2 separate regions of the Homo sapiens genome follow, and region 2 is linked to region 1. The links are chromatin contacts, found by Hi-C in ENCODE. All regions are on one chromosome and are shown on one strand. Each heading gives the region's core, a stretch centred on a gene start or an enhancer-like site at or near the end of the contact. The rest is flanking DNA. Distances are from core to core; before and after follow the strand shown.

Region 1 (5,861 bases), core at 848-3,347:
AGAGGGAATTTTTTTCAAGTCTTATTCTTCCCCAGGACAACCTTTGCCACTATATTTGTTTTGGGGGGCAGAAATGCAAACTCAGTGATTAAATGAAAACCCTAAGGGGTTTAATTTACTATTTTCTTGATATATGGTGTTTCTGGATGCACAGTTTGTATAAACAAAAACCTGTCTCACTGAAGATTTTGCAGTAAGAAACCTGACCTTCTCCAATTTGAACTTATAACTATCAGCAGGCTTGTTCTGCCCACAGAAGTAATAAAACATTTTCTGTGTACTACTAGAGTGTCTTTGAATTTTCTGGAGAGTCTGCCTTTGAGAGTATTTCATATTTGGGGGTTAAGGATTCAATAAATATGTTATATTTAATTTTTAAAATATTTTTTACTTTACTTTTTTTTTTTCCTTTGTGACAGAGTCTCACTTTGTCACCCAGGCTGGAGTGCAGTGGTGCAATCTCGGTTCAGTGCAACCTCCACCTCCCAGGTTCAAGCGATTCTCCTGCCTCAGACTCCTGAGTAGCTGGGATTACAGATGTGCACCACCATGCCTGGCTAATTTTTGTATTTTTAGGAAAGACTGGGTTTCACCATGTGGGTCAGGCTGGTCTCGAACTCCTGGCCTCATGTCATCCACCTGCCTCGACCTCCCAAAGGGATTACAGACGTCAGCCACCGTGCCTGGCCATATATTTATTTAGTTATTTATTCCCCTCAGACTACAACTAAGGTATTCCTTTATGTGGGTTTCGTATAGTAACCATTATTCAGAGAAATTAGAACCTAAAATGTATACATTCCAGCTTTGGATATTAGAGGTGTTTTCTCCTCCATCAACTACAAACTCAGTAATCAAAGTACCGTATTTTGTCGAACCTAAGACTGTAATATGTGCTATTATTTTATGTACTCTCTAAAATAGGCTGGGTGTGGTGGCTTACCCCTGTCATCTCAGCACTTTGGGAAGCTGAGGCGGGCAGATCATTTGAGCCCAGGAGTTGGAGACCAGCCTGGGCAACATGCTGAAACCCTGTCGCTACAAAAAATAGACAAAGTAACTGGCATGGTGGCACACATCTGTAGTCCCAGCTACTCGGGAGGCTTGAACCCAGGAAGCAGAGGTTGCAGTGAGCTTGAGACTATACCACTGCACTCCGGCCTGGGTGACAGAGAGAGACTGAGTCTCAAAAACAAAAAGAAAAGAAAAGAAAAGAAAAATATTGTCAATTAAATTATATGATCAATTGTAAGACCCTTGGCAATTCAAGAGAAGTTAACATGTGGAGGAAAATGTGTAAAATAACAAAATATGGCAGTATTCATATCATCTGGCCTGAATTTGAAAACCCATACATTTATAGAGAAATGACTTCTGAGGAGTCAGGGACACTCCCAGAGACCACCTGCTGTGAAATTGACTAAGAAGCTTATCAAATCCATATATATCCCTAAGGCCCACTTTGGGTCCAATGAATTGGAATCTTTGGCAGCAGACCCAGAAATCTGTAAAATACCCTCAAAAAGCACTGTTCGAGTAACATACATAGTGTTATGAATCAGAATGATCAGCAAGCCCAATAATGATCCCCCAGCCACAGGCTAGAAATGCTCTGACCACAAATCTTCAGTCCTGAGGTGCACAGGGGGTAATTAGCCCAATGGCTGTAGCATCAAAACCCAGAATGGGAATAAGGAGCCTCTTAATTTGTTCATCCAAACAAACGTGCACTGAGGAACTACTGTGTGCCACACCATGCTATATACAGATGGGTGCCTCAAGGATATGATGAAAAATTGACAAATCTATACTCCGAGTAAACTACCAAGTAAGCCACCCACTAGGAGATGTGTTCTGGCTCTTGGGACTTGATTTACAATCTGGTATCCAAGGTTCCAATTTAAAACATGCTTATCTTCATAGCCAGAGGGCATGACAGCATTTACGTTTTTAAAAAATTAGCTGTAGAGCAGAGAATGGGAGGAGGGCACTTGGCTTGAGATGTTTACTTGAAAAAAGACCTAGGGCTGGGGCTGGGGCAGATGGTGGGGGTGGGGGCATGGGCAGAAGACTTTAATTACAGAACAAGTTCAACTAGTAGAAACAGGTTCGGGGACTCCTGGCAAATATGTGTCTCATCTGGTGGGAGTGGAAACTGGCTGGCGTATGCTAGAAGCAGCATATTAGCTGAAAGTGTTCTGTGTGCTGTGGGTATTAGACACGCTTCACAAAGGGGCTAGTTGGTGTGGGTTAACTGAATGCTTTGGTTAAGTGGGAGCTGAATTAAGACAGTTTCTGCTTTACTTGATTTTTTTTCCATCTCAGAGCCAAAACCAAGCTCAGCAAACATAGTTCGCATGTGCCCACAATTCTGATTAAACCAAAAGCCTTGGCAATAGAGGACTGAACAGAAGCACTTAGTCACTAGTTCCCCAGATTTTATCATTGCACTATCATTTGATTCTTCAACTCTAGCATTAATAAGTACAACCAACTGATAGCTGTGCCTAGCTAATTCCTCTCATTCAAGGTTGTCTGTGACCCCCAGGCAAGGGTAATCCTTGTTTTGTGCCCTCAAGGTGCCAAGTACCTCTTCTTCCCCAGTAGTCAGCCTGCTCATATTGACTGATTTTATGTCTGTCTCCACTGCCTGGCTGCAAGCTACAAGGGGACAGGGACCATATCTATCTTGCTCATCACAGTAGCCCCAGCTCCTCCTATTACGCTGGCACATAGCAGACTCTCAGCTCATATTTGTTGAAATGAAAATTAAATTGAAATGGGGCTAATCAAAGAACACGTCACGGAGGAAGCAAATCCAGAGAAGATTTTTGCAAGGAGGAATACACCATATTTAAAACTTCTGAGATGGGACCAAAAAATAATATGCAGAATACTATAGTGGGCTGTTTGAAATTTTGAAAGGTAATTCAAATAGGCCCCTAATTTTAATGTTTAGCTTCTTGAAGAGTCCAAACCACTTTGAGAAACGGCTCCTACAGTGTTAGACTGTGGGGGCCTCTCAGATATGATAGAGCTTTCAGTTCCTTCCAGCTGTTTACACACTAATTCCTGAACAAGGTGGACTTGCCAGGAAGGCTGAAACTAGTGACAAAGGGACATCAAATAGCTTATTTTCAAAGACACTGTGCAACATGCTCATCTGCCCTTTTCCTTCCCTTTAAAGGTTATTTCTTTCATTCCCTTCTCTAGGTTTTTGATTCCAGGTTAAACTCTACAAAAATGTTTTTTTCCTCTTAACTTGCCATGCTCACACCTAATGCCATTTGTATCAAAACTCTGTTTTCTTGAGGTGGGCCCCAAGGGGCTGACTTTTAAGGGAGGGGGCAGATTTTGCCTGATGTTTCTGCAAGATTAAACATGGTGCTTATCTGAAGTTCAAGGCTGATGATAAATTATAGACTCAAGAACTTTTTATTCAAAGAAGCCAAAGGAAGAAGGAAACTTCTCTGCTAGCTGCTCCACCAAAGGGGAGTCATGTTCTCCCCTCCTAGAGCCTTACAAGAGATAATTTTGAGAGCTCATTCTGGTTTAGAGACAATACATGGTGAACAAAGCTCATCTGTCATTGAGTGGGAGGTAGGGAGGAAAGAAGGTAAGAGAGAATTAAAATTGTAAAGCCAACATCATGTGGATTCCTCCTTGAACTTTAATAACCCAGTGCTGCCTGCAGGCTCAGAAAAACCAAATGCAATGGGTAGGTACAAGGATTGCTCTGGTGCCAGGAAAATGCAATAAGACATAACTTTTATAAGGTAGGCAATGAAAGAGTGCCCTGCAGGAACAAAACAGGCTTTTAACATCTCCAAAGTTGGCAGCCAGATGCCTGAAACATTGGTTTAGTGCATCCAAAACACACAACAGATAGAACCACTTTCTTTAAGATGAAGTCATCTTCCAGGAGAAACAATAGCTGGGAAGGCTGGGTTTTTATGATTCATGGGAGGAGGAGAATTTGATCTGTATTTTCTTTGCCACAGTCTATCCCATTTTAATGCATGTTAGAGGTTTTCCACATGTTAGGCAAATTTTCTAGAATGTTTTGAAAGGGAAAAAATTCTGCAGACTGCCTCAGTTACTGAAAGAGTTCTCTTTCTCCCCTGGCTGGGGAGGGATCCAGTTCTGTCTCACCGTGTTATCGAAAAGATCTGAAACTACAACTCTTCATTTGGATTCTGCTGTTATGAAATGCAGTTTGGGGTATCTTGTTACACTTTACTCCCAGAAGTGTTAAAGGAAGTGCCTGTCATCAAAATTCAAAAATAAATATAAAAATGATGCTGGCAGAGCTCAAAAACTAAAAGGATCAGCATTTTGCTTCAGTTTCCTGTTCATAAAACTTTATAAAAACAACCCACCCATTTAAAAAAAACCTGTAACAATAGTTCACTATTCTTTTCCTAAATGCTTGCCTCATGCCACTCTGAAATTAGGTGCCATCACGTTTCCTGAGTTATGGGCCCCAAACACCACATCCTTTTCCTCCCTCCCACACCCCCACCCCACCTGGCATCATTCCTGAATTTAGATGCTTCTCCAGTTTCTGAGCTCAGTAGACAGATGCCAACATTCTCCCTCCTACCTGTCCTGAAGTGGCCAAGCATCTGTACCAGCTGGAAGCAGGAATAATTGAGGCTTCCTTCCCCCAAATTAATTCTCACTTCCTAGAGAAGCTTTTAATATGGAAGGTTAAATTATAAAGTGAAGAGCTAGTAAACTGAAAAAGAATAAGATATTTCCCTCCCACTCTGCCTTTACAGCAAAATTTTCTTTGTGGAATACTCAACACTCTGTCCTTCTTTCTGGAAGAACATAGAATACAAGCTCTAGAACAAGCTTTTCCAACCCATGGCCCACAGGCTGCATGCATCCCAGGATGGCTTTGAATGTGGCCCAACATAAATTTGTAAACTTTCGTAAAACGTTATGAGACTTTTTTTTGCGATTTTTTTTAAGCTCATCAGCTATTGTTAGTGTTAGTGTATTTTATGTGTGGCCCAAGACAATTCTTCTTCCACTGTGGCCCACGGAAGCCAAAAGATTGGACACCTCTGCTTTAGAATGAGAAGCCTGGGTTCAAATACCAAGTTTTCACTTGCCAACTATATGACTTTGGACAGTTTACTTAATGATGACAAACATCAGTTTAAGCATCTATAAAATGGGGATATGAGAGTTTCAAGGTTTTAATGAGTTAAAAACACATGAATAATCCAATAAGATAATATGTATGTCAGATTTCTAAGCATACAGTTAGCACGTCATGCTATTATTAACCCTTCCGGTAAATAAATCATCCTTCTCCCTTTTTTTTTAAATGAATTAAGGAAAAAAGGTGGAATTTGGAGAACTTTTCCAACACTCCTTGCTTCCAAAGACATTAATTCTTTGATTTAATCTTATAATTTCAAAAAAGGATATGACTGTTGCACATATATAAAAGAAGCAGCAGAGTGAAGAGTGAACTGACCTAAATTAGAAGACATGGGCCAGGTGCAGTGGCTTACACCTATAATCCCAACACTTTGGGAGGCCAAGGTGGGAGGATCACTAGAGCCCAGGAGTCTGAGACTAGCCTGGGCCACAAAGTAAGACCTCATCTCTACAATAATAATAACAATTATTATTATAACAATTAGCCAGGCACAGTGGCATATGCCTATGGTGACAGCTACTCAGGAGGCTGAGGCAGGGTGATTGCTTGAGCCTAAGAGTTTGAGGCTGCAGTGAGCTATGATCGTGCCACTGCATTCCAGCTTGGGCAACAGAGCGAGACCCCACCTCTAAAAAAATTAAAAAAAAAAAAAAAAGAAGACATGGTATACAATCTGGCCCTACCA
Region 2 (5,938 bases), core at 1,991-4,490, 270 kb after region 1:
AGAGGATCACAGTCTGGCCCCTGTTTACAGAGGAAAGAGCATCAGCCCAAAGTACTAAGACTCTTGCGCAGGTGCAGGAAGGGTGTGAGGGTTGAGAGCTCCCTGGGAGACCACCTGTAGTGACAGCAGCAGCTGGGATGCAGATCTTCCAGACTTACTTCACAGCAACCTCTGCCTTCTGTTGCAAGTGCTCAGCCTTGCAGTGCTGGGTGGCCTCTTCCTGGCCTGCAGCCCACCTTTTGGGCCAGAAACTGGGCATCTTGAGCAAACCAACTTCTGTTCCAACAGCTGCAACTTCATCCCACTACAGCTTCTGGGGGTTCCTTGACCCCAGACTCAATGCGTTATGACCCACCAGTTTCCTATTCAGGGAACACACTCTCTCCAGTACTCCGTTTCCAAGGACAACTCCTGTGTCCAGACCCCTAGTCCTCAACCTTTTCCCCAAGAACCCTTTTGTCATTCTCCTTCCTCCCTAAAGCAGAAGATCCCTACGACAACCAGGCGTGTTTATCAAGTAATTACATTTACTAAGCAAAGGGCTTCTCCTCTCTCTGAAGAGCCTGCTCCCTCATCTGAGCCCAGCAGTCCCTTCAGATCCGCCAGCCAACACCTGGTGTTCTACCCAGGCAAGCTTGTCAAAGAGAAAAGTTTTCTTTGCATGAGATTCAATTTAACAATTATTTGAGCATCTACTACATGCCACACACTGTGCTAGGCTCTGGGGACAGTAGTGACTGGATACCAAGATAGACACTATCCCTGACCTTATGGAGCTTATGAGCTGATGAGGGAGATAGTCGACTGACCCCTCACCAGGCAGCAAGGGATCAGGATGTGGTGACAGACACCTGGAAGAAGTACTGGCCCAGGCAGAGCACAGGTCACACTGCTGGAAGTCCATGGACGGGGGAGGTAAGGGGAGAAAGAGGCTGGAGGGGCCTTGATGGACAAAGTGAGACATTAGACCTTGTCCACCGAAAGGTTCAGACAGAGACATGATGGGATGTGAGCTACAGTTTGAAGACATCACACTGGCTGCTGAGTGAAAGATGATGTGGCAAGTGAGTCTCCTATATACAGCCAAAGGCAATGTGCCTTTTTATTATTACTAAAGGCAAATGCCTTGACTTCCTCTGTTTTATAATTCAGGATTTCCGGAAAGCAGGACACATCTGCAAGTAGGATATTTAGATTAGCAACACAGCAATTTAACCCACAAGGTTTCTATGTGCAGCTCTCCCACCCTCTCCTATCCATGCTGTGCTTGGCCCTGAGGTGGGCTTAGGGTTGGGGAGGACTTCGTTCCTAGACTCAGACTGAGAGTCTGTGGGGGGAGAGGTGATACACCCAAAGACAGTCCTTTATGGGGTGAGAGAGAAGATAGGCAGGAAATGTGGATGTCTATCCACAAAGTTTGGAAACTGGTGAAGACTCCAGAAGCCTCTGATGGTCAGTCATCTCTTCTCCTTGAAATAGTCAGTTTATTCATAAGGGCCCGTTCTTAAGTTCAGTTCCCTCTCCCCAAACTACAAGACAGGATGAGAAGGCCATGTACGGTGGCTCACACCTGTAATCCCAGCACTTTGGGAGGCCAAAGTGGGAGGATCACTTGAAGCCAGGAGTTTAAGACCAGCCTGGGCAACAAAGTGAGATCCCTGTCTCTACCAAAAATTTAAAAATTAGCTCGGCGTGGTGGTGTGTTTCTGTAGTCCCAGCTACTCAGGAGGCTGAGGCAGGAGGATTGTTTGAACCCAGTTTGGGGTTGCAGTAAGCCATGATCACACCACTGTACTCCAACCCGGGCTAACAGAGAAACCTTATCTCAAAAAAAAAAAAAAAAAAAAAATCAGGCTAGGGTGGGATCAGGGCAGTTACTTAACAAAATCATCAATTGGGGAAGCCAGGGTTTCTGCAAGAAACCCCCACCTGGATGGGCAAAGGATGAGCTGTGACTGACACCAGGCAGAAAAGCAATGGAGAGGGGCCAGGGCAAGGGGCTGGGTAGCACCTTCAGGGAAAGCAGCCGCAGGAGAAGGCACAACCAGGGTCAAGGGTGGGACTCTGAGATGACTGGCCCCAGCCACCTAGTAACCACTGGGTACCTTGAACACTTGCTGAGTGTCTGTTGTGTGTAACCTTACATTTAAAACCCTCTGCTTATGTAACACTACTCACTGTAAAGCAATATAGAAAATAGCAGAGGTACAAAGAATAAGAAAACCCACCCACAATCACACCATCCAGCAGTAACCACTGTTAATCTGTGTCCTTTATTTTTCATTTAACATATTGTGAATGCTTTCCTTTGTCGTGAAATATTCTCCCACAACATGATTGCTAAAGGCCATTTGGTCCATTGTATGCATGTGCCCTCTTATAATCAATTCCGACTGGTACTTGGTTTGTTCCTCATTTCTCGTTATCAGGATAATGCTTAGTAATGAATTTTTTGTTTGTTTGTTTTTTGAGGCAGAACCTCACTCTGTTGCGCAGGCTGGAATACAGTGATGTGATCTCACTGCAACCTTCACCTCCCAGGTTCAAGTGATTCTCGTGCCTCAGCTTCCCGAGTAGCTGGAATCACAGGCACCCACCACCATGCCCAGCTAATTTTTTTTTTTAATTAGAAATGGGGTTTTGCCATGTTGGCCAGGCTGGTCTCAAACTCCTGGCCTCAAGTGATCCACCCACCTTGGCCTCCCAAAGCGGGGATTACAGGTGTGAGCCACCACTTCCGGCCTGAAAATCTTTTTTTTTTTTTTTTTTTTTTTTTTTTTTTTTTTTTTTTTGAGGCAGGGTCTCGGTGTCTTGCCCAGGCTGGAGTGCAGTGGCACAATCTCAGCTCAGTACAACCTTGACCTCCCAGGCTCAAGTGATCCTCTCACCTCAGTCTCCCAAGTAGCTGGGACTACAGGCGTGCACCACCATACCCAGCTAATTTTTGTATTTTTTTGTAGAGACAGGTTCTCACTATGTTGCCAAAGCTGGTCACCAACTCCTAAACTCAAGCAATCTACCCGCCTCAGCCTCCCAAAGTGCTGGGATTATAGGCATGAGCCACCATATCCAGCCTCAAAAATCTTTGCACAACAAATGTAAGCACGCATTTTTAGTTACTTACTAAAGATAAAACCCCAGAAGTGGAATTACTGGAAGAGACATTTAACTCTCTGCCTGTAGCAATGCACTGTATAGATGCTCCCCCTCCCCCACTTTTTGGCATTTGAAAGGTGTGCCGTGTCCGGTTGCAGTCTTCACCCAGGGGATGGTGATGTGTCTGGGTATCGGTCTTTTTTTTTTTTTTGAGACAAGAGTCTCACTGTATCACCCAGGCTGCAGTGCAATGGCGCGATCTCGGCTCACTGCAGCCTCTGCCTCCCGGGCTCAAGTGATTCTCCTGCCTCAGCCTACTGAGTAGCTGGGATTACAGGCCCACGCCACCACACCCGGCTAATTTTTGTATTTTCAGTAGAGACGGGGTTTCACCATGTTGGTCAGGCTGGTTTCACACTCCTGACCTCGTGATCCGCCCGCCTCGGCCTTCCAAAGTGCTGGGATTACAGGTGTGAGTCACTGCGCCTGGCCTGGGTGTCAGTCTTATTGTTCAGGCCTAAGCAATGCTCTTCAAGTGCTACTAAAAGCCTTCTTTGGAAGCAAGTCCTTTCTGCTTTCATAATCTGGGTTAGAAAACCTGAGGAGCAAGGCTGAGCTGGGGAGTGGGAAGACAGAGAGAGGCTGTGGAGTGGGAAATACCTGAGTTCAAATACAACTTGAGCCCTGTCCTGAGGTGGGACATGGGCTCCAAAGTCCCTTTGGGAGGCTGAGGGGAGCTCAGGCACTATGCAATGCATGGCATAGTAGCAGGCATCCAACACACATTGGTAATTCTGATACGGCTCGTGTCGCTAACCAAACCTGTGTCTATAGCAAGCTATTATCCAGTCTGAGGACAGGAACCACAGGGTGTAAAACCTTGAGATAACAGAGCCTTGTGGGGGAAATACATAAAACAGCCCAGTCGTTCTCCACTCTGGGATCATGGTAAATGGATGGGAGCCATGTTCCAATTTGCAAAGTGAGGCACAGATGCAGTTTTCTCTTCTAGGGAGCCTTTTAAATTTACTAATAACTGTTATTTCTCAGCCGGGCACATGGCTCATGCCTGTAATCCTAGCGCTTTGAGAGGCCAAAGCAGGTAGATTGCTTGAGCCCAGGAGTTCAAGACCAGCCTGGGCAACATGGTGAAACCCCATCTCTACAAAAAAACACAAAAATCAGTGGGGCATGGTGGCGCAGGCCTATAGTCCCAGCTACTCAGGAGGCTAAAGTGGGAGGATCGCTTGAGCCTGGGAGGTTGAGGCTGTAGTGAGTGGATCTGCAGCTTGGGGTGACACAGTGAGACCCTGTTAAATAAATAATAAAAATAATAAAGAAAGAAAAGAAAAAAACACTATTATTCCCTATCTTGATGACAGCTAAAACAGATAGTAATGTTTTTGAGCACTTGTCATGTGCCAGGCACTGAGCGGGCTATCCCCTCCCATCCCCTGCTTTATCCTCACAACAACCCCATGAGGCAGGTACATTTTTTTACCTTCGTCTGACTGATGAGGAAACTGAGAACCAGGGAGATGAGGTGACTTGCCCCAGTGACTACTCAGTGGTAGGGTGGGGTGCAAGCTGGTTAAAGCAGTAAAACAAGAGTCCAGTCCAGATGGAAGGCCTCCGCAAGGGATACGGCCTCCCCTCATGAAGCAACATTCTAGTGAGCAAGAGGTTCCTGAAGACACATGTCAGGACCTAGACTAGAGGTGGACAGTAGACAGGGAAGGTCTCATTGCAAAGGAGGGATGGAGACTGAGAAAGGGTGATTCAGGTAGAAGAAACAGCACATGCAAAGAACCCGGGGCAGGAACACAGGAGTGAGGAATTTCAACAGTCTGGTATGATCAGAGAAAGAAGGGACACAGAGAGGAGAAGTCAGCAAGGCATCACATAAGAGATTCGGTATTCACTTCCAGGGCCACTAGTGGTTTTCAGCAGAAAGTGACATCTGATCAAGTACCCATCTCCCTTGAAGACCATTCCCAGCTGCCCTGTGGAACTGAGACCTCCAGGAGGCAGGGATTCCATTTCAGTTAGCTACGCCATCAGCTACCCAGGCCAGGGCCAAGGGAGACATTCAGGAGAAATCCCATTTCGTAACTGTACACCTCCTAACCTGCCCCCATGACTCATCCCTATAGGAACAGGGGCTTTCTGCGTGCCATCCTTTGTGCCCAGAATTTCACCCAGCCTCAAAATAGACCCATTAGGTACTGAATTATTAACTGTTTTTTTGTTTTGTTTTGTTGTTTTGAGACAGAGTTTTGCTCTGTCGCCCAGGCTGGAGTGCAGTGGTGCGATCTCGGCTCACTGCAACCTCCACTTCCCAGGCTCAAGTGATCCTCCCACCTCAGCCTCCTGAGTCGCTGAGACTACAGGCACATGCCACCATGCCCAGCTGATTTTTGTATTTTTAGTAGAGACGGGGTTTCAACATGTTGGCCAGGCTGGTCTCGAACTCCTGACCTCAGGTGATCCGCCCACCTCGGCCTCCCAAAGTGCTGGGGTTACAGGTATGAGCCACTGTGCCTGGCCCTATTATTAACTGTTTTCTAGATGGAGAAAATAAGTCCTAAACAGGGCAAGGCACCTGCTTAGGGAAACACAGAAAATGGCAAACTGAGATCTAAGTTCAAGATGCCTCAGACCAAAGCCTGCCTCAACTTTAATCACAATGCTAATTTTCATCTCATGAATAATAACACACAATTATACACAGGTGTGCAAGATACTGAAGCATATCTACCTCCAGAGATACAGAACCAAAGGCAGGACCTGACTGTATTTGCATTCAGCTGCCAGGCATGCTCCTGCCTTTCTTTTCTACAAG

The links. A loop is a pair of places that touch in the nucleus more often than their neighbours do. Pooled maps may share reads with other maps.
Region 2: a pooled map shows a loop between it and region 1 (2.1-fold over the local background). The contact joins two enhancer-like sites. A Hi-C loop is called at or near these places in 5 of 168 maps with a recorded cell type or tissue (GM12878, OCI-LY7, esophagus muscularis mucosa and 2 more) and 8 of 50 pooled maps.

The regions. Positions count from the first base shown.
Region 1 is chr3:56,809,339-56,815,199 of GRCh38, forward strand. It overlaps a transcript of ARHGEF3 not described here. Among named protein-coding and RNA genes, the nearest start is that of ARHGEF3, 10 kb to the left of the region's middle. Within about 2 kb of position 2,098, at least 4 of the 41 ENCODE cell types and tissues checked have a DNase peak (open chromatin) inside an H3K27ac peak, as active enhancers do.
Region 2 is chr3:57,080,236-57,086,173 of GRCh38, forward strand. No RefSeq gene overlaps it. Among named protein-coding and RNA genes, the nearest start is that of SPATA12, 23 kb to the left of the region's middle. Within about 2 kb of position 3,241, at least 2 of the 41 ENCODE cell types and tissues checked have a DNase peak (open chromatin) inside an H3K27ac peak, as active enhancers do.